Linked DNA regions of Homo sapiens: region 2 is linked to region 1. A link is a loop called in an ENCODE intact Hi-C map of the cell type or tissue named here. Cell type or tissue: HCT116. All regions are shown on one strand. Links, peaks and the distances in the headings refer to the core of each region. The heading gives the core; the rest is flanking DNA.

Evidence for each region. Peaks named below come from ENCODE experiments on the same cell type or tissue, not always from the same donor. Only the 100,000 strongest peaks of a DNase experiment are listed, where the experiment ranks them.
Region 2: a loop joins it to region 1, with 9 times the contacts of the local background. A loop is called at or near these places in 2 of 110 quality-filtered maps.

The regions. Positions count from the first base shown.
Region 1 is chr9:108,088,125-108,099,578 of GRCh38, forward strand. The region is part of intron 4 of LOC105376214 (a long non-coding RNA gene); the gene reads right to left. It also overlaps the pseudogene CHCHD4P2. Among named protein-coding and RNA genes, the nearest start is that of KLF4, 600 kb to the left of the region's middle. In HCT116, for the core only: no CTCF peak of the experiment used is centred there; a DNase peak (open chromatin) is centred at 6,237; H3K4me3 peaks cover 1,349 bases; H3K27ac peaks cover 2,195 bases.
Region 2 is chr9:107,995,530-108,006,983 of GRCh38, forward strand. It overlaps LOC107987112 (a long non-coding RNA gene), which reads left to right and starts at 4,402. Exons shown (of 10, transcript XR_007061721.1): 1 at 4,402-5,044; 2 at 5,141-7,555; 3 at 8,406-8,495. RefSeq lists an enhancer at 4,884-6,083. In HCT116, for the core only: a CTCF peak has its summit at 4,444; DNase peaks (open chromatin) are centred at 3,652, 4,542, 5,952, 6,612 and 1 weaker place; H3K4me3 peaks cover 3,665 bases; H3K27ac peaks cover 4,863 bases.

The DNA of each region.
Region 1 (11,454 bases), core at 2,351-10,350:
CATGAAAGGCACCGGTCCTGAGGTCAGGAGTCCTGTGTGCTGGTCCTTGTTCTGCCTCTAAATACTTAGGTGGCTTTGGCAAAGTCCCTTCTCCTCCTGGGGACTCAGTTTTTCCATTTTTAAAATAGGGATGATAATAGTTTTACTCCATACAATGGTTGTGAGGGTTGAATTAGTTAACATTTGTAAAATGCCTTAAAAAGTGCCCATTGTAAATACTATATAAATAATGAACCCAGAAGTGTCACTAGTCTTTACAGTAACCTCTTTAGATAGGCATTCTCTAAAGGAATCTGAGGCTCAGGTAGTCAGTGAAGTCCCCAAGGTAATATACCTGGCCATCACCCCACTTTTCCACTGTCAGCAGGGCTAGATCAGCTATAAAATGACTTCCAATTCTGACATTCAGAGATCCCATCTTTATAAACTGACAACTTTGCCTGGATTACATGTGTCCCTTAGTTCTCGTGGGCACCAGCTAGATGTAGGAAAGGTTCACTCGCAAGGGGACCTCCAATTCTGTTGGTGATGTGAAAGGCCATTTTCAGCATCAGCATCTTGCTCTGTGTTCAGTGTGGCCTTGGAGGCTTTGACAGACCCTGACTATGTAACCTAGAGCTGCTGGGCCTCCTTTACATTAATGACGTGGAGCCTGGTTCTCCCAGCTCTGCGGCAATTCTAAATACATTCCAGGGTTGCCAAAATAAATGTCGAATCCTGATTCTCTCTTTGTAGTCCCTGTTTGTTAGGTCAACATCCCATAGCCTTCCAAGCTACTACAAATATTAGTGTCTGCTCCTCCCTTGTCCTCCTGTGTAATCGATCACCAATCCTGTCTTCAAGGTTAGTCCCATATGCTGCTTGAAATTTCTAAGTGAATCTGCATTATGTATGACATCTAAGCTTATCATTCTAGCACCTCAGGTGTTAGCTCCTCCCTACCTAGCTTCCTCTCCTACTCTCTCATTCTCCCTCCATGGGCTTCCCCTCACTGGCCTCCAGGGCGGCCAGCCCTCCATCTGTGAAGAACCTCTTGCTATAATCTGAACACGCCAGGTTGTCCTCAGTCTTCCTCATCTACACCAGACACTTCTGGGGAAAATGCCCACCCTTTCCTCCTCTCCTGTTATTATGGCTGAAGTGCCCCTCCTTCTGTCTATCTCTAGACCCCATGCATGCCCTGTTGCTTTCTCAGGGACTTCATCTTTCCTCTGTTTTCTTTATTTTTTTGCTTCCTTGTTCCTTTATATAAACTTAAAAATGCTCACTCCCTCCCATTTTAACAAAACTCCCCAATACCCATGTTTCACCCCAGCTATCACCCTTCACAGCCAATACTTTCTGCCACTAATTCTTAACCTCCTACTTACTCTTGAGTTCATTGTAATCTGATTTTTGGTCTTTCCATTTTACTGAAATTATTCCTTGCCATTGTTTCCTCAAACCATCTTTTTCCTAAATCTAAAAGTCTAATCATTCCCAAGGCATTTTTAATTTGACATTTCAAAAGAATGTGATACTCCCCACTTCTTTAAAGTCTCCCTTCCTTCATCCTGGAGTTTGTGGGGTTTTCTCCTCTCTCCTCGGCCACATATCCAACTTCACTTCCTCTGCCTCTACAGACTTCTCTTTTTCTTTCTTCCCTTTAAATGCCTTTCCCCCCTGCAATAATTCTACTAGTCAAGATGGGTTGAACTGCACTAACAAACACCGCTTAAGATCTCAGTGACACATATTTGTTATTTGTTTAGGCTACATACCCAATGCAAGTTGGCAATAGGACAAATCTGAGAACCATGGACAGTCATTCCGCTCTATGAGCAAGACTGACCACTAATCAAGAAAATTCCAACATTTTCCCAGCTAGACTTCAGAATGGCTCTGGTGACAACTTTCTTGAGTGTCTATAGTCATTACCCTATGTCTGTCCCACCACTGTGTCAGGGGCAGATAATTTGTCTCTTTCATTCCCAGGAGTTCAAATTGGGAGAATCTGTACTCAAGGAGCTATACGTAAAGAAGTATACCCAAGAAGATGTATTGACACCTAAACCTGATTTAGATGATGAGATTCCAGACTTCAAGCTGATTGGATAGAATGAGATTTTGGGGAGCCTTGGGGAGGGGCGAATGTGTTTTGGATGTGGGAGGCATGTGAACCATTGGGAGCTGGAGTCACACTGTCACAGCCAGCCTTCAAGATAGCCCTCATTTCCTAGCCTTCTAGTATTCACTTCCTTTTACAGACTCTGCCTCCATTGGATGGGGCTGGCCTGAGTAGCCAGTAGGATATTTCAGAAATGATGGAGTGTGATTTTGAGGGCAGGGCATAAAAGACACAGTGACTTCTGTCTTGTTCTCTGCCTCTGTTATCACTCCCAATGGGGGAAGCAAGAGACTATGTCATGAGGGCATCCAGCAGCACTGTGGAGAGGCCCACACAGCCACGAACAGGGACCTCTTGCCAACTGCTATGTGAGGGAGCCATGTTAGAAGCAGATCTTCCAGCACGTCACATCTTCAGTTGCAACTTTCATTGACTTTCTGATACCACTTCAGAAGAAACCTTAAGTCAGAAACTTCAGATAAGCTAAATTCCTGACCCTCAAATTGTGTCAAATGCGAGTGTCCATTAGCAAGTCTTCATCATCTCCATTTCTGCCCAGTCACATTAACTCTTGACTAAACCACTGCAGCCGCTTCTCTAATAGGTTTCTTTGCTTTCAAATTTCTTTCTTTTCTGAAATTCACTTTCCCTATGCGGACCTGAGTGAAATGTCAAAGTACGAATCTGCTGAAAATCCTCTGAAGATTTTCCAGTGCTCCTAGGAGAAATCCTAAACTTCCCAATGTGGCCTATGAGGGCTGCTTGATCTGACTGCTGCCGACCTTTCCAAAGTAGTTCTCAAGACTCATTCAATTCAAAATTCAGGCCTTCAAATGTCTTTCATTTTCTAGAATAAGCCTTCCTTTTTCTCGTTCCTTGACAAGACTTTTTGCACAAACTACTGTCTGCCCAGAACACTCCTCTGTTCTCTTTTCTCCCCCAGTTATTCTTCTCCCTTTGACCCCACATCTCTGAGAAGCCTGTCCAGACTTTCCTTGTCCAAGTCTGGGAAGCGACCCTCTTCTGTGCTCCATGACAATGTATATCATATCCTTGTCACAATATTATCCATCCCTATGATATTACAGTAACAGTAATATTAATAACTACTCATAACATGCTCTCTGGGACTACCCCTGTGTCATCTGAAGACATTTCCCCTACTCAAGAGCCTCTGCACCTGCCCTCAAAGATGCTCTTTGATCACAGAGCATGCTTGACTCACACTTAGGGCAGGCTAGAAGCACTGCAAAGTTAACCTCAATCAATGAGGGTTAAGAGTTGGTGAATAAATAGCCCATCTTCTTCATTTTAGTGGGCCCCTTCTGAGGTATGCTCTATGATATGTCTCAGAATTTCAATGGGATTAAGCCCCAGTTACCCAGAGGAGTTACCTGTCCATAAACATATCCTTCATTAGTGGTCTTTTTTCCCTCTGTGTCCCATCTCCACTCCCTCACAGCTTCTTGCATCTTTTCCCAAATAAACTACTAGTACACATACCCGTTCTCAGGGTCCGATTTGAGAGTTAACCACACTGGGTCACAACCACCTAGTCAACACTTACCAATGAGCTGGACACTGTGTTAAGCTCTTTATATGCATTATATAATTTAAGTCTCTTAACAACCCAATGAGATAAGTGCTAATTCGTAAAAATTATGGTAATAATACTTACTCAAAGCATTGTTGTGAAGATTAAGTGGAATAATGCATAAAAAGTGCTGAGAACTTGGTAAGACTGGAGGAGAAGACAAACTTGAAGAGTTTAGCACAGCCTTTGGCAGAGTAAGCAATCGGTCATTTGCCCAGGATCACACAGATACTAAGTGATAGATTTTAACCAAATTCTGCCAGATTCCAAAGTCCTATACTGTCTTGTCAGCTGTAACCTTCCCTTCAATTATTTTCTACAGGTGACTGCAGGCTCCATGGGAATAGGAACCATGTTTATTATATTTAGTTTTATTCCCACACCTTGACATTCAGTAGATAGCAAAATATTTGTGTTGAGAACAATCTATTCTTCCCCCTCAAATCTGTTTTATATTTAGTTTATATTCATTACTCACAATAACTTTTCTTTGAGTCATTACTGAGAATAATTATAAAAACTATATATAAAAACAGCATGTCATCTTCAAAAAGTTGAATTTTTCTCTTATTTTTTTTCTTTTCCGGAAAATAGTGTATTTCCATTTCAGGAAGGCAGCATATTTAGTGGTAAGGTCATGCTGGTTTTGAAGTCTGAAGGACTTGGTTCAAATCTTGTATTTTCAACTCTATGACCTTGGAAAAAATACTTAGCCTCTCTGATTTGTAGTTTTCTCATCTATAAAAGAGGAATATTGTACCTCCCATACTAGTTATTTACTGTTGCATAACAAATTACCTCAAAACTTAGTAGTTAAAGACAACAAACATTTACTATCTCACATAGTTTCTGAGGGTCAGTAATCCAGGAGTAGCTTAGCTGGGTTGTTTTAGCTCGAGGTATCTCATAAGGTTGCAGTCAAGTTGTCGACTAGGACTGTCATAATCCGAAGGCTTGACTGGGGCTGAAGATTCACATCCAAGCTCACTCATATACTTGTTGGCAAGACTCTCAGCTCCTCTCCATGACAGCCTCTCAGAGTATGGCAGCTAGCTTTCCCCAGAGAAAACCATCTAAGAGGGAGGGAGAGGTAGCCACCAAGACAGAAGCCACTGGGTCTTTCGTAACCTAATCTTGGAAGTGTCATACCATCACTTCTTCCATATTCTGTTGGTTGCAGAGACCAATCCTAACACAGGGTAGAAGGGGGAACCACACAAGGAAGTGAATACCAGTAGGTGAGATCACTGGGGCCATCTTGGAGTTTAAGCACAACATCTCCCATATGGAGTTGTAATGAGGGTTTTTATGTGCCTAGAACATAGCTATCTCTCAAAAAAAAAAATTCTGTTTTATGGACTCATGGGAAGATACATGAGTTTTAGAACCTGAGGAACACACTTAAAAATTTAGAGTATAGTAGTCATCCCGGCACAATTACTATCAAACAAATCTAGTTATTAAATTTCACATCCTGCTGAGGACTTAGCCAGCAATACTAATGACAGCCAAAACTACAGAGCTTCTCATAGTTTCCAATATTTTGTTTACATTGATCATTAGTTTTAATTTTATGCCATCATATATTTCATTTAGTTCAGCAACTCAAAAATGTATCAGTTATTATGGTCACACTTTCCAAGTAAGGACAATGAGCTTTAGGAAGGTTATGTGATTTGTCTAAGGACACACAGCTATCCAGTGATGAAGTGAAGATTCACCCCAGGACTCATGACTCCAAAGTCTCTTCTCTTTTAATTATCTCATGCTGTATTAGTGCTAAGTCAAACTCATTTTATAAAAAATAAAAAGAGAAGAGGAGGGAGCGTCATCAATATTGCCCTTTCCAGGAATTTCTACATAAGCTGACAGCAGTTTCCTTGGGGTTCTCTTTTCTGTGGTTATCAATTGTTAAACGGCCCAGGATCTCTCAGAGCTCATCCAGGTATGTGCATAGAGCCCTGAAATGCTGATATTGCCTTAGGGGGTTATTTGTTTTTTATAGCCCCACAGGCCATAGCTGGTGCATTTGCCTGAGCTTCCTCATCCTTTGTACATATACCCAGGGAGGAGAAGGTGAATAGATAAGATCTTTCAGCCTGCAGATTTCCAGTAATAAAAGCAAATGCTTTCTGTTGAGACCCAGCTGAGACTGGAGGTGGTGAATAAGGGCTGTATGTGTAAGCACTGTAGGCTTCTGGCCAGTAAAGAATCCAGACACAGCCTGCACCCTCCTGGCCTCCTGGAACTCTAAGAGCACAGAAGGACAGGGTACAGACCTATGGAGTATGACACTTATTCCAGGGACTTTGACCTGCTACATTTACAGGTCATGACAGCTTTGATGCTGCCTCTGGGGAAGGGCCACCATTCAACTTGCCAAGAGAAGAACCAAAGGAACAAAGGCATGAAGCTCTGGGATCATGGCTGGGCCAAGTTACTGACAGTACTATTTGCATAGTTCTGGTCACTTTCCAAATTACCTCTCACTCAGCCTCACCACAGCCCTTATCCACAGAGCCACCTGGGGTGGAATGGGAGGGGCTTTTCTTATCCCCATCCAACAGATGAGGAGACTGTGACTCAGAGAGGTGAATGACTTGGGCAAAGTCTAACAACAGTAACCACAGAGTAATGATTTCTAAGCTACTAATTAACTTTCTAACCATCTACCCATAAGGAATTGGCCTGTAGGTTGAAAAGGCATTCCTGAGTCTCTGTATACCACACACCAAGGATTAATATTCCAAGTAATCATTTTAGAATTTAAAAGTGCAATAGTTAAAATAAAGAAAATAAGATACTGGACACGTCTATTAAAGAAAAACATCAGAATAAACACATCAGAAGACTGACTCATTGGGCGTGGGGATCAGATTCCTTCTAAAAGTCATCATGAAGGAGAGTGGAGAAACATTAAGGAATATGGAAGATAGAAATGGAACTGCCAATATTTGAATAACAGAAGTTCAAGAAATAGAGAAGTAGAGGCAGCAACAAAGGGAGGAAAATACTTGGAAAAAATATTAAAGATAGATTTTCTAAAAGAAGAAACAAAGGAAATACGGAAGAGAGACTTTGGAATCAAAGTGTCAAATAGGATTTCAAACCCCAAATAAATGTGATTTAATGGAATTTGAAAACATCATAGAGAAAATTCTATGAGCTTCCAGAGGAAAAGAACTTATCACTTTGCAAAAGGACAAGACTCAGAGATTAACCACTGGTATAAGAAGATGATGGAACAATATTTTTAAAGTATTAAATGACTATAACTTTAATGCTAGAATTTTATAACCTCCAAAATTTTCACTTAAATGTGATGGGACAGTAAAGATATTTTCAGGCATTCAAAACCTCAGTAGTTTTACCACACAAAACTTCACTTTGAAAACCCTCCGTGCTTCATTTGATCCTCACAGGTCTGTGATGTGATGGTGGTTAATACTGTCCTTAAAGGCAAGATTAAAATGGTGGAATCACCTATCCATGGTCACACACTTGGGACTCACAGCCAGGTCAGAACTGTGCAAATCTCCTTTTACTCTAGGATGTTGTCTCCTTGATGAAGCAGAAAGGAAGGTCATATAACTGCTCTCACAGCTTTCCTACCTGCCCTTGCCACTCAAGGGAATTCTAGAACTGCCCCCTGCTTCCCCACGTCCATCTTCTCAGGACTCCTGTTTTTCTACCAGAGAGACAAAGTCAATCTATACAATCTATATAATCAAGGAATGAGAAAACATTCCCTGGGGACAAAGAGAAAGAAACACACAGGCTGAGTTGTGTGGGAAAATGTCAGAAAAAAAACCAGGATGGGAAGCTGCTCTGGGATATAAGGAATCTGTGAGGAATAAGGGAAAGTCATTCAGAGCTATAGAAGATCAGGAATGGTGTCCCACTGATGTTCTCTAAGAAATGCAAATAGAGGTTTTGAGTAACATTGTAGTTGCTTTTCTTTTATTCTTTTCTTTTTTTTTTTTTTTTTTTTCTGAGATAGAGCCTCATTCTATCACCCGGGCTGGAGTGCAGTGCTCAGTCTCAGCTCACTGCAACCTCCCCCTCCCAGGTTCAAGTGATTCTCCTGCCTCAGCCTCCCAAGTAGCTGAGACTACAGGTGAAGACCAACACACACTGCTAATTTTTTATTTTTAGTAGAGATGGGGTTTCATCATATTGAGCAGGTTGGTCTCGAACTCCAGATCTCAAGTGATGTGCCACCTCAGCCTCCCAAAGTTCTGGGATTATGGGTGTGAGCCTGGGATTATGGCCCCTGGCCACAGTTGCTTTGAATTGTTGGAGAAGTATTTCCTTGGAAGTGAAATTGATCTGGGATTGGACTTTGTGGGTTCCTAGATTTGTAAGGAACATACCTATAACTGTGTAATAGCTTATCTGCTGTGGAGCAGACTTCCTTCACAAAAGGGATCCTGAAATAATAATAATAGTAATAATGAAAAGATAGTGACCCTGAATGTGTGCTCCAGTGGTTGAAACCTTTGATTTCTGTCGGGTATGTTAGGGGAGCAGGGAGGTAGCCCACCATCTGTATTTGTCTTTTTTCTCCTTTTGTTTCTACTTAACCATTTTCCATTCCTCATTGCCTTTCTCACTGTGACAATGCTTTATTTCCACAGGGCAGTTTATTGTTATGGACCAAGCAAGGGTCAGGCCAATTTGAGTCCTAATCTCAAACCCTCACTAGTCTTGTCCCTTGATCTTAGATAAATTACTTTTTTTTTTTCCAGGTAGAAATCATGTTTCCTTTTAACTGAATACTTAATTCACAACTTTTTTTCCTCTTGGTTGCTACTCTGGTAATAATTATGCCCCCACCTATCAAGAACACTGCATCTGACCAGACTGAGAGCCAGTGTGAACATGGGCCCCAAACCAAGGCTTTCAGAATAATAAGGAACAGCAAAAACCAGCCTCTCCCCTCACTTAGAAAGGGGCTATGATTGGGAGGGTCCAAATTTTCACCATCCAAACACAGAAAACCAGAAACTCAATGCCAACATGGAAACCAGAATGTATCAGGAATGAAGTACAGTACCCCCTCATATACACAAGGTCAAGATGGGTTTGGAGAAAGATATATTTGACCATCTGGCCTCTTCTAGTAGATAGGGCCCCAGCCTAGCATTTTTAAAGGAAGATATTTTTGTTTCTGTTACTTGCATTACTTCTCAAAGGGGTATACAATCTACTAAATGGGATATAATGAAGGAGAATAAATCTTCTCACACACAAGAAACATTGCTGGATAATGATTTTTAGTTGCTGAAAATCAGCGCATTATTTAAAAGTGGCAAAAATTCAAGGCAATCTGAGGAAGAATTCAAAAGTGGTGGCTACATTTGCTGGCAGGTTTAGGTAGGACATGCACACTTAAAACTCCCATTTTTTTTTTTTTTTTTTTTTTTTTAGTGTATATGTCAAGAGGCCAAAACCTCTGATCATCAAAATAAGCAATTTTGTATATTACAGTGCACAGGACAACAGAGGGAAAGAGGCTCTCTTGGAGAGTGACTAAAAGGTCTTTTGCAAAAGATTTGTATTACTTTGAAGTGGAAGGACTGGAGCCCAGGGCCATGTGGCCTTCATTAACTTGACCCTTCCTTTTCTTTGGTTGCAGTAGCCTCATTGGGAGCTGTTTCTTCTACATGTTCTGCTGGCTTCTCCTCTACCTCTTCCTCCCCTTCTTGGGGATAGAGATCTGGATATTCCTGCCTGCCTTCCTGCATGGCTCGGAACTGGTCTACACAGTCTGACCCCTTGACCTGCTCATGTTATGGTGGAAGCAGGAAAAGGCTGCCTTGAACTGTTCCCTGTAGGAGCCATTGGCCATTCCCCCAAGGAAGAGGCAGTGCCAAAGTCTCCCATTTGGCAGCATCAATCCATGCTTCTCCTAGGGAGGGATCGTTGGGGTCATCAGCCACCAGCTCTGCAATGCTTGGAGTTTTGTAGTCTTCTTTGGTCACAAATATGATGTGATCCTTCTGTTCCTGTCAGCAGTAGGACATGGCTGCAGCCCAGCCCTTAGACCTCATAGAAGGAACAGTGGCTGTTGCAGCTTCACGCGATGACCTCCCTCTCCTCAGGCAGGGCAGGTGCCTCTGAGGCCTGTGCAGACCGGAGATAAATTACTTAATCTTCCTGGATCTCAATTTTTTTTGTCTGTGGAATGGATTAAATCATAGCCATTCCCTGGCAGAGTTATTGAGAGGACTGCATGAGGTAATGAAGGTGAAGCCCCCGGCCAAGAGTGAGTGTCCACACACCTTCACCCTCATTCCCTTTTGACTTGGCTCCTTCATGAGGCACTTTCTGTTATCAGTTAATGCAGAACCAATAAAGGACATGAGGACTCTTGACCATCAGTAAACTGATGCTCAAGGATCCCTTTCTTGCATCTCATTGACTCTTCCACAAATGAACCTTTTCCCTCTTGAACATCAGCTGATCATCTTCTGAAAGGCCCTGCCTCAATTCTGAAACTCTACTCTGTCTTAAAAGTAGCAGTGATGGGAGACATCCTTCATCTCTATGTGATCTTCAAGAGAATGTATCTAAAGTTTCTCCAATGAGTATGATGTTTGCAATAGATTTTTGATATGAAACCTTTATCCTTGGTTGCTGAAATTCATGTTTGTTTTTGTTTTCTCTTGTGATCAGAAGTAGACACTGAACATATCACATGATTTTCTTCACGTATCAGGTAATCATATGCAGTTTTCTTTTATATATTGATACAGATAAATTATTTTTATAGATTATCTGATGTTAAAACATACATTCATTCCCCCCAAAAACCTTACTTAAGTATAAGATATATTCTTAATTGGCTAGTGAACTTGTATTATTCAGATCAGGTAATCACCTATTGATTTTTGGATATTTCATCTGTTGTGTTTTTTAAAGAGAGGTGTTTAAAAATCTCTAATTATAATTGCTGCTATATGTGTTGCTTCTCACAGTTTTATAAATTATATATATGTATTTGGAGGCTACATTTTAGAGGCCTATGTGCTCATGATGGGTCTTTCATCTTGCTCTGTTGGTTTAGAATATTTTTCTTTAAGATATTGTTTCCCTACAGTTTTCAAGACTGTTATTCCAGATTTCACTTGCTTCATATTGGCATGATATTTCTTTTCTCATCCTTAGATTTTGAAATTTTCTTGCATCCTTTTGATTTGTGTGTCTGTCGACCACACAATTTGTGTTTTTAAAAATCTCAATGGAGACTCTGTCTTTTAATTGGTGAGCTTAACCATTTACATCTATTTTAATTACCGTAATATTACATTCTTGTGTGCTTTCTATTATGAAAGCTTTTGACAATAAAATACAATTAAACTCTTAAATACAAAGTTTGATTTATTCAATGCAAAACATCTGTTGTTTCTTTTTTCTCTTTCCCTTTTCCAGTTTACGTTGTTAATATCAATGTTTAAATATGCTAATAGTATTTTAAATGTATTACTATTTATGTCTTTCATAAAAATACAGGTTGTGCAGCATGTTCTCATGTTACTTTTATCTTTAATCCTACCCTCAGCCCCACCTCTGCTGTGACTTGTCTAAAATTATAATTCTGTTTTTCTTATGTTTTCTTTAGTGCTTGTCTTTAAAAAAAAAAAAAAGACAACAACTTTATTAAGTAACCTGATCACTCCTTTCTATACCTCTTCAAGTTCCCTCCTGTATTTATTTTTGTTTTTATCTGCTCATTTCATTTCTACCAGGA
Region 2 (11,454 bases), core at 1,388-9,387, 94 kb before region 1:
AACATATATGCTTTAGTGAATATCAAATATTTTCTTTAAAAGAAGAGAATAATGTTTATGCGGTACTTGCTGTGGTCTGAATATAGTAGGTATTCTGTAAGTGATAGCTACTATTGTGGTTATTACAAGTTTGAATCATGAGCCTATGTATGAGAAGAAATGTCTGAAACAAGCATTTAAAGGACTCCGTTCATTTACATTACATCATAGGATACCCAAAGATGCATAAATAGCAACTTCCCAGCCCAGTGAGCTTAGAGTTTAGCTGTGGCAGCACAGAAACACAGCTAGCAAACCAAGGCATCTCCAGTCTGTATCCTAGACTATTGCTTCCAAAACCCTTATGCCATAGTACACGAAGAAAATAAGAGCATTTGTCCAGTATAATAGAGCAGGTGGGAGGGGACCTGGGAGGTGTCTGTCTATATGGGCTTGATTTTTTTTAATCACGATTTTTTTATCTTATGTAATTACAACAAAACAGAGTGTCTTAAAATTTTTATTAAATGTTAACTTTATATAAAACTTCCAAATAAATGGTTTTAAATTTTTCCATGACAAATTAAGCTTGCTTTTATTAATATAAATTTTTAAAATATTATTCTTTCTGCTTGAAATGACTGCAAACAATCTCTGACCATGATATTTTAATGATGGTATCTTCAAATTCTTAATCCTATTCCAGAAACCTTTCACACGCAGATGATTACAATTTTTAAACATTTTTATAAAAATTCAAAATTTTCTACAGTTGAAATTATATTTTAAAAATCTGAGAGCACTTCCTTTTTATCAGTAAATATTGGATTGTTTGTAAAAATAAGAATGGATTTCAAATCCAACTGAACTTTTTAAGGTAAAGGTTTCAGAATAATGATGATGCTCTAATTTGTATGATATACATTCTTAGAGAAGACACTGTTTAGCCAGCTAGTAAACCACTAAAAATCTCATCAGCCACAAGTGAAGAGAGATATCCAGTATATGTGAAAGGAGAACTTGGGGCTGCTACTTGGAGCTCCATCCAACACGATCCACAGTTGGGCCTCCTCAGTTCTTCTCTGCCTGATCGACCACACCTGAGGCTATTCCCCAGCTCCTTGAGCATCTAGAAAGGCAACTCCTCCAGCAGCTAGCTCCATGTATCCTTACCCATGGGACAGTCATCTCACACATCCAAGGCTGGGGAATGAACATAACCCACAGCCCCATGTGTTTGCACATGGCAGATGGGTCATTACAAGTTACGGTGGTAAGGATTGTTGTAGTGCCTTTGATTATGTATGTCTTTACCTGCACAATGGATTACAATTTCATGAAGTTGGGACATACCTAAATAAGTGTGCCATACATAAGCGTACCTGCCGTTTATATACGTGAAGTAGTAGGAGATATGTTTTCAAACTATTGATATGGAGGCCAGAACTTGAAGATTGGTGGTGAGGGAGGTGACTTAAGAGTATCAATTTGAAACTGCTTATTCTACAAATGATCTCTCATTTGGGATGTGATCCAGAGTCAAAAGGGGGGGCTTACTTCTGGTCAAATAGAGAATTTAGGTGTATCTATGTAAACCCCCACCTTCTTCCAATGCGAATAAGTCAGATCCCATGACCTCCAATGGTAGTTGGAGCCCCCCCACCCCCCCGCCCCCCGCCGCGAGAACCAGTGCAGCCTGACAGCACATTCTTCTGGGGACCCAGGCTCCTCGCCCTTTTGTCCTGTGTCATGTTCTCATCAATCATCATTTTTGGTCCTTCATTTCTATTTCTTTAGAATTTAGAATGAATTCTCCAATTTAAATTCTTTAGAATTTAGGACTAACAATGTTGGCATTTTAGAGAAGGAACTAGACTTTCCTTTGGAGTAAAACAAGTATACTATTTGGTAAAACAAAAATCAAGGGCTGAGCTATTTGGGGGGAGACAGGCCCTACTCTGAAGTCTCAGGTTTAGATTAAGGTTATATTTTCTCTGGAGGAGTGGGCAAAGCCCCCTCATATACTTTCTTCACTTGAAGGATGTATTTTTTTGTTACCGTCCAAGACTCTTGAATGGATTCAATATAGATTTCCTTGGAGAGAGAATATAGCTTAGTAGTTAGGAAGTGGAATGTAGGTTCAAATAGTCTGGCTTTAAATCCCCGCTTCACCATATCTTAAATGACCCTGGGAAAGTAACTTAATCTCTGGGTCTCAGTCTTATCATCTATAAAATGGAAACAACTCGCGTTTGTCCTTTACTCTGTATCATAGTATTTCAACTTTGGCACCATTGACATTTGGGGACAGATAATTCCTTGCTGCACAGGGACTGACCTGTGCATTGTAGAACATATGGCATCTCAGCCTCCACACACTAGAAGCAGTAGTCCTGCATCCCCCAGTTGTGAGAATTTAAACTGTTTTTAGACACGTTGCTAAATGTTTCCTGGGAGGCAAAATTGCCCCTGGTTGAGAACTGCTACTCTAAATAGTAAATGAGAAACTTATAAAGCACATGCATAGCACATAGCATTGTGGTTATGACCTGTGTTCAAATCCATCTCCTTCATTTGCAAGTTAGATTACCTCAGAAAAGCCACTTAATCTCTCTAAGCATCATTTCTTCATTACAAAATGGGTTTCATCAGCCCTACTGGGTCTATCTCATTGAACAATTGAAAAAAATCAAAGGAAGTCTCTATTATAAAAATGCCATGTAAGCCATTGAGAACTATCTGTTATGACACATTGTTACTGCCTGGTGAATAGTTTGGTAGTGAGGCTGCATGGCTAGACCTCCCCTCCCATGTTCAAAGTGATTTGCAACATCGAAGTGCTCAATACATTTTAGCTTCTGTTGTTATTGTCTCCATTCTACAGTGAAGAACCTGAGACTTGGGGAGATAAAGGAACTTGCCCAATATTGCACAGCATGGTGCACGGAGACGGAATTTAATTCAGACCATGTAATTCCAAAGTTGGTGCTATGTTCAATACATTCTTGTTTCCCAGTGAACACGAGTGCCATTATTAGAAATGAAAGCAGCACCTTCTGTTAGCAAAGGCAGTCGCCATTTATAAAAAGATGTCTGTCTTTTGGTGAGGGTTGGAAAAAGCACTACGGGACAACTGAGAATAAGATAATTTAGATATTTTTCTCCTGATTTTAATTCAGAAAAGAGGTATCCTTAGGGACTTGCAGATAGTTGAAAATGAAAGGGCAGAGCCAACCCCACCTCCATGCTATGAATCATTCATTCACTTAACGGGTTGAGTTGTACCTTCCACATCTGAGCTATTTTAGTTTTAAGTTTGCAAGCCTTGGTTATTCTAGCTTCCTAGGGAAAATCCCTCTGGTGCTTGCAGCCTCACTGGAGCCCTGGCTGTCATTGTGAACACCAGCAGTCAGAAGGTAAATACCGAGGATACTGCTCCTCTTAGCTGACTACCCTAAAGGCAAGTTCCTGATCCCTAAAATTCTATGGTCTGAGCTCAATAGCAACCATCTCACCCACTGCTTCCAAATGTACTCAGTTCAGTTGCTGTCTAGAGAGAATTTCTCCCTCTGGGTCTTGCCTGGCTTTGGAAATTGCATTGAGCCAAGGGTGGCTTGTTGAACTCCTAATCTGGAGCTACATGATAATTGGAAGAGCAGCCTGCCCACGGTGTCGCATTACATCCAACCATGCACCTCTTCTCTCCTAAGTGCCCTCGGGACACGGAATTCCAGGATTCCAGGTAGCTGAGGGGGAATGCAGCACATGAAGCTCAGCAGCAGCCAGAAGATAAGCAGTTTCAAACTGATACTCTTTAAGTCCCCTCCTTAACTACCAATCTCAGTTCCAGCAGAGATGCAGCCACACGGAAAAAGAGAAATGTTTAGTTAGCTTGGGTACAGTGCCCTCCAGGAGGATGGATGCTTGACAAAGTCCCAAGTCCAAAGCATCAGCCTTGGAGTTGAGCTGTACTAGCTGTCTGACCTTCTACTAATCCTTAGGAAAAATTAGGTTTTTCATTTTCTTTTTTTCCAGATGATGAAACGTCTTCAAAAAGAAGAGTAATTTAACCTCCAACTCTCTGTACAATCAGGTAATACTATTGTACTCAGTTGAGGTGAGAGGCATGGTGCATTACCCAGCACATGGCGGGGCACAGTAAGTGTTTGTTTGGCTTTTTTTCTTTTCTCTCTCTCTCTCTGTGTGTGTTTTTTTTTGTTTTGTTTTGTTGTTTTTTTGTTTTTTTTTTTTTTTTGACAGGGTCTTGCTGTCTCACTCAGGCTGGAATGTAGTGGTATGAGCAAGCTTACTGCAGCTTCAGTAGATCGAAGGTGCTGCCCACCACCACACCCAGCTAATTGTTTTGATTTTTAGTAGAGATGAGGTCTCACTACATTGCCCAGGCTGGTATTGAACATCTGAGCTCAAGTAATCCTCCCACCTCAGCCTCCCAAAGTATCTGAATTACAGGTGAGCCACTGTGCCTGGTCAGCAGGTGGTGTTTTGAGTCCTTCCTATAATAACTCTTTGTTGAGCACCAACTACATGCTATTGTCCTGGGCCCGGCCCCAAGATGGTCATTACTGTGCACATTGTAATGCAGCAAGTATGGAATTTGCAACCAACACCCAGATCTTCCGATAAGTTCCTCCTCTTACCAGCATGCAATCCTAGGCAAGTCATTTTCCTTCTCTGCATCTCCATCTCCTTACCTGAAACAAGCAGAGAAGATTTACAACACTCATTGAGATTATACACCTCATGCAGTCCTGGCACAAGATAGGAATTAATGTATTCATTATTTCCTTCTTCCTTTCCACATGTCTGCATCAGTTATGTGTGCTAAGTACTCCACACAGCTCAGAGATGGGAACTTTTGAAACTCTTCTGATCTAGTGCAAATGTTCTGGGGATGGCGAGGATCTGGAGAAGTCCGGACACAGAGTAAATCAGGTTGGAGAGAGATTTTTTTAAAGACATTGCAATTGCTTAGGTGAGGAAGACAGAAGACTTCAGAGGAATCGAAGATGACTCCTAGGTTTCTGGCTCGAACAACTAGGAAGAGGTTGGTGTCAAATGCTAGGGAAGAATTCTCTTTACCTCCTGTCTTAGTCAGTTTGGGCTGCTGTAAAAAATGCTGTCAAAATTTATTTTCTCACAGTTCTGGAGCTTGAAAGTCCATCAAGGTGTCAACATTATTGGTTTCTGGGTGAGGGCTCTCCTGGCTTGCAGACAGCCACCTGCTCCCTGTGTGCTCACATAGCCTTTCCTTGGCGCTTACACCTGGGAGAGAGTGAGGAAACTCTCTGGTGTCTCTTATTAAAAGAGCTTTAATTCCATTGGACCAGGACCCCACCGTCATGACCTCGTCTCATCCTAATCACCTTCAAAGGCTGTGTCTCCAAATACCATCAACTGGGGATTAGAGCTTCCACAAATGAATTTTGAGAGAACACAAACATTTGATTCATAACACCTCCGTATTAATAAGAGAGAAATAATGATGACGCGTATCCTAGTCATCTTCCTATTCCAATGGCTTTGAGCCTCTTTGATTATTTCAGGAGGTGGCTTGCAAGCACATCTGTCTACATTCGTTTTTCTTCCATAAGAAAGATAAAGGGGAAGAGGAGCCTCGGTAGGTGAGTTAGGGCTAAGCTATGAGTTCATAGTGAAGACTTTTGTGACACAAGCATAAAAAACTAGGTTCCTAAGGACCCAGTCAATGTGAGGCTTTGAACTAGAAACTGGGATGTCCGCTGAGTCAGAGGCACCCTTACCCTCAAGGATCTCACGACTTTGTAAATACATGGAGGATTTTCTCAGGAAGTTAGCTGTTTGGACTCTCGTCTCAGGTCATGAACATCTTGCCTCTGAATATGAAGGTCCTTAAGTGTGACTCCATCACTTTCCTGTCCAGGACTTCCTCAGGCAGGGGATGGTCTGCTTACCTGACCCCTAAGTGGCTTGTTAGGATGAATCATGTTCCAGTTCTCTAAGAGGGTTTATGTGTTGGAAAGAATATTCTCTTTGATCTCATGGCTTAGAGTGCATAGGCTTTGTCCAGTTAATCATGTAGCTGGCGTCAGGCTTTGCCAGTTTTTATTTCTTTGAGGCTTTATGGCATTTAAAGGGTTGGAGACTGGCCCTGTAGCGAACATGGTTTTGACTTCAACAGCAACTGAACCTTTTCTCCAGCTCTTTGATAATAATTGATTAGTCTAGAAGTCCAAGCAAAGGTGGGACTTTCTAAAGTGCCTCAGATCTAAGGGGTGATTGAAGGGGTGAGTCTTTAATAAGGACGCACTCTCTCCTCTCCTCTCCTGAGTCATTCCCACATGGTTAAAAGAGCTCTCCCAATAAATTTGATTTTGCCTTAGTGCTTTCCATTTACAAAGTACATTCATTCCACTATCAATTTAACCTCTCAAATCAGCCTTGAGAGGTAGAAAGAGCAAGGCAAATGGGCTTAATTTTGCAACAGAGAAATTCTAACACTCATTAAATGATTTGCTCAATGTCTCATGGGGTACGAGTTGTGAGAGGAGCTAACATTTATTGAGGGTCTGCTATGTGACAGTTTCCTTGTAAACCCTAACTTATATAGTCTACAACTAACCCTGGGTGGGGGGTAGATATTATTGTGCCCAGTTGAAAGATGAAGACACTGAGTCATGAGACATTTAAAGAGCTATTTCAAAGCCTCCCAGCCCTTAGATATTAAGCCAACATTGACTTTCTAGTCTTCTGAGAGTCAGTCTGTTATGCTGTTTAAACTCCTCATGCCTGACTGTAAGAAGATAATAGTACACTATTTATGCTTAGTCAAATCTGGGGTAAGAAGTGCCGTAAAAGGAAAAGAGGCCCATTTTCCCTCTTTACAGAGAGATTTGGAAATTTGCTTTCCTTTACATATGAAATGAAAGAAGACGCAGAGACATGGACCAGCTGCTGCGTGTGCTTCTCTCTGAAGTCTGAGCCGAGATTCCCTAAGCTTGACTGCATCGCTTAAGACCACAGGCCAGGGCAGCAGCCCTTCTGCGAAAAAAGCCACCTTTTAACCGGCTTGTTCGTTTTCTTCTTCTTGCACACTCTGTGGTCTGGCAAGGAGCAGGGGGGCCTCAATAGCAAAGCCCTCACAACAGCAATCCTTCTCAGTTCCCACTCTGAGTGAACCCGGTTCAACTTCTCGGGCTAACAGAGATTTTAATCGAAATGAACTGACAGAGAATTTGCTAAGTCCAAGAACACACAGTCTCGAGGTGACTGGACAGGAACAGAAGCCTCTAAAAGCTGAAAGAATGAGGCAAAGGCTTTCCCCTCGGCAGACTCTGGCCTCCCTTCTTGACACTTCCTCTTGGGCTCTGTGAGTGTTTGCCCAGGGTTATTGGCGATGTCATTGGGTGTCAGCTGATCGACAGCGAAAGGGAGAGGAGCTAGAGCTACTGCAGGCCAGGAGCACACACGCTGGATCTCATCTCATCTCCATCTAACTCCTATGTGAAGTGGGCTGTTGGAACCCCTTTCCCACATTTGAGGAAACTGAGGCTCTAAAACGTGCAGTACGTCGTCTAAGGTAACTGGCTAAACTTGCATTTGAACCTGAATCTGTTTAGCTGCCAAACCTGTGCTCCTCCTACCACCCCACACTGTCCATAGACACACACATAGCACTTTCTAAGGCTCCAAATACTTATCCCATTCTACTATCAGGCAGGGCCATTTAGATCCAAATCCTTTTTCTCCAATAGAAATGAGCTGTTTAAAGGCAATGACCTTCTTGCTCAACCCTTCATCCTTCACCAGACCCATCAAGAGGGCTTGCAAATAGTAGGTGCCCAATAATTGCTCATTTTTACTAAATTCAACATGTAAATGCACACGTACCCTGTAGTTGGTTCTGCCCAAAGACCAAACCCACTGGCTGTGGGTAGCACTTTGTTTTACCCCAAGCTGTCTGATTCCCCACAGGATAGGCAGTGGGTAGATTTTCTACCTATCCTCTTGCGTAGTGGGACTATCATTTAAGCAGCGAACTTTTCCATTCTAACGAAGCTCTAATCAGAGGTGGAAAGGGAAGCTTGGTTATCTGGGGCAGGTTATATAGATCAGTGATTCTTTGGACTCCACAAATTCCCAAATCCACGTTTCAGGTTCTGTTTTCAATCTTCAAGCATTGTAGGCATCTCCCGGGGACTATGAGAAGAATGCTCTAATTTCAGGACAGAGTGGAGCCTAGAGCCAACTTGGCAAGGGCCAGAGGAATATAAATTCAGAGTGACAACTTAAGGAACATGGTTTTAATAGAAACATACTTTTATTTCTTCTCCGATCACATGCTGACTGTCTGTTTGCATAGGGAGCCCCAGGCTCAAATGAAAGTTGTCAGAATTGGTAATTGAGGGGCTCTGCTTTTCCCCCAAAAGCTCCCTGGTCCTCCAGATGACAACTGTGAGAGATTGCTTGGATGCTTGGGGACTTTGTGAAGTCAACATTATACAGCAGCCAGAGCAAATGTAGGTATGATTTGCTATATGCCATGGGGGGGAATTCTGGCACAATTCATTGAAGAAAATGTTAAGAAATCCCTGGACTGTTGGGCACATAAGAAGTGGCAAGGTTTCAAAGGTGAGTAAGACATCTTCTCAAGGAGCTTGTTCGATGGAGAATACAGAGGTGTGAAGACCGTACTTAAAGTTGGTTAAGGGTACAAAATACATTAGTTAGAAGGAATAAGTTCTAGTATTTGATACTACAATAGGAAAATTAAAGTTAACAATAATTTATTATATATTTCAAAATAACTAAGAGAGAAGAATTGTAATGGTCCCAACACGAAGAAAAGATAGATGTTTAAGGTGACGGATATCCCAGTTACCTTGATTTGACTGTTAAACATTGGATACATGTATTGATATATCACATGTATCCCCAAAATATGTATACCTATGATGTATTAATTTTTTAAAGCCCCATAATTGTAATTCTTAGATATTGTAATAAGAGAGTAAAGACAAATAATGAACTCAATTTAGTAAAAACCAAATACAATAATAACATAAGATGTGATATGTTTTCAAACTGTTCTCAGGCAATTGGTCCAACTTCTCATTTTAACACTTGTATGTACTATGCACTCCTTAAGGTTTGGGGAGAAGTCCTTGTAGAAATGTCATTGAATTTTTATTGGAATAAGATAAAGGAAAAGAAAAATAAAAGTTAAAATTAGAGTGGTGTATTAGAAAGTCAGGTACTTTTGTGTGTGTGAAACAGCCTAAGGATTAAGAACAAAGGCTCTGGAGCCAGGCTACTGGGTTCAGATTCTAGTTTTCCCACTTACTGTGTGACTTTAACCAATTGCTTAGCTTCTCTGTGTCTCAGTCTCCTCATCTGTGAAAAGGAGAAAATGATGGTGTCTGCCTCATAGGTTACTGTGAGGAGGAAATAAGTTAATAAAAGTAAAGTGCTCCTAAATGCTATGTGGAACCTAGATTGGATCTTGGAACCAAAAGAGAACATTGATGAAAAACTCATAAATTCCAAATAAAACATAGAACTTAATTAATTTTTTAAAATAATGATCTTGCATTAGAAATATTGTCTGTGTCACAAAATAATACATCACTGGGTATGAGATGGGAGGTGGAGAGAAGTCAGCTCCATAGAGAATGCCTAGAAAGGCTGACGAAGAGTTTGCTGGGTGAACACAGGAAGATGGAGGCCTAAAAAAAAGAATGGAGTGTTTAGGGAATTAACGTGACATAATTTGGCTGGGGCCAAGGTTGTATTTCCAGATGTGAAGGAGAAGCAGGAGATGTCCTCGGAGAATTAGATGGAGTTTAGATGATGCATGGCTTTGTACTCTACACCAAGCTCAAACTGTCGCCTGTGGCAACCACATTGGAGTGATATAGTCAGAGGTACACAGCAGAACAGTGTCCTTGGCTGCAGCATGATGGGTGAAAGAGACTGGGATCCAGGAGACAGAAAGACCAGGAATAAAGCTGATATGGTCATTCAGGCGGGAAGTGATCAGTGCCTGACCAGGACAGGACAGCAGGGCTGAAGAAACAGGAAGGATGAGGCAGAGACCTAAGAGGCATCCTTGGGAGATCGCTGTGATGTTACCCTGCAAGGAAGTCACCAATTGCCTGTCAGAGACCTTTCCAGGGTACCAGGGCCTCGGGATGAATTACTCCCCTTACTTTGAGATGCTTTAGTAAAGAGAGATGCAGAGTTTCAGGAAGAAATGGATCCTCATGTACTTATAGGGGTTTACTCTTTACAGGGCTCCTTCATGTGCGTGATCTTGTTGGTTGTTACAACAGTCCTGAGAGGCACACATTATCATTATTCAAAACTGTGCTTTTGTTTTACTGATTATAGATATTATAGAAACAATCATTGTAGAATGCTTGAAATACTTTTAAAAAAGGAGTAGAAAATTAGAATTGCCCTGATACCCTGATTGATAATTACTGTTAATATGTTGATAAACCAGTTGCTTATAGCAGCTAGCAAGTGAAAAAATGCAAAATTATATTTCAAAACCAATTACATAGTAACAGGTTATATGTTTTAGCATTTTCTATAGTTACAAAATTGGGATTGAAATACAAGTGCTTTATATTCCTGTTTCTGTTTTAGCATTAGATTATAAGCATTTTCTGTGTTAATAAATCCAATTTGCAAGCCCAATTTTCATTGCTGCATAATATTCCTATGTAAAGGTGTGCTATACTTTAGTAATACTATTATCTACTGATAGATATTGATGGACATTAAGTTATTTCCAGTTTTTGCACTCATAAATAATGCCTTCCTGAATATACTTTAACATGTGTTTCCCCCATGTGTTTCTAATTACTTCCTTACAATAAATTCCTGGAAGCAAAATTTCCAGGTCAAAAGATATGCACATTTTAAAACTTGATGTTTCCTGAAATTATTTATTCCAAATGACCATGCCTACTCACAGTGAATGAGCCAACCTGTATTACCCATCTTCATCAGTACTGAACATTATTTTTCAAAAAAATATTTGTCAATCTGATCAGCATAAAACTGTGTCTCATTATTGGGTTAATTTGTATGTCCTCATCACTGGAGTGGTGTAATTATCATACTCATTTTATAGATGTGGGTTAGTGATTTGCCCATACCACAAATTCAGCAGGTGGCTGAGAGTGGACTGCAAGCCAGCCCAAGTGGACTCCTCGGGCAGTGCTGTTCCCACTATGTAATATGTAAAGAGTTGCCTTGATTTCTCTGTGTTTACAGCATTGTTCTCTGGGTTCCCTTTCACTGGGGTCACACCCTCAGGGACTCACTGCCCTAGGTGTCAAGGAAAGAGTGTACCCTTCCTCCTGAGAGACAGCAGTTCCTTCAGCTTCTCAGAGGACCTGGCAGTGGGGAGAGTTCATGCTGTGCTCTGGGTGGAGGCCATGGGTATGGCATGTGCTTGGGTGGCTGGTC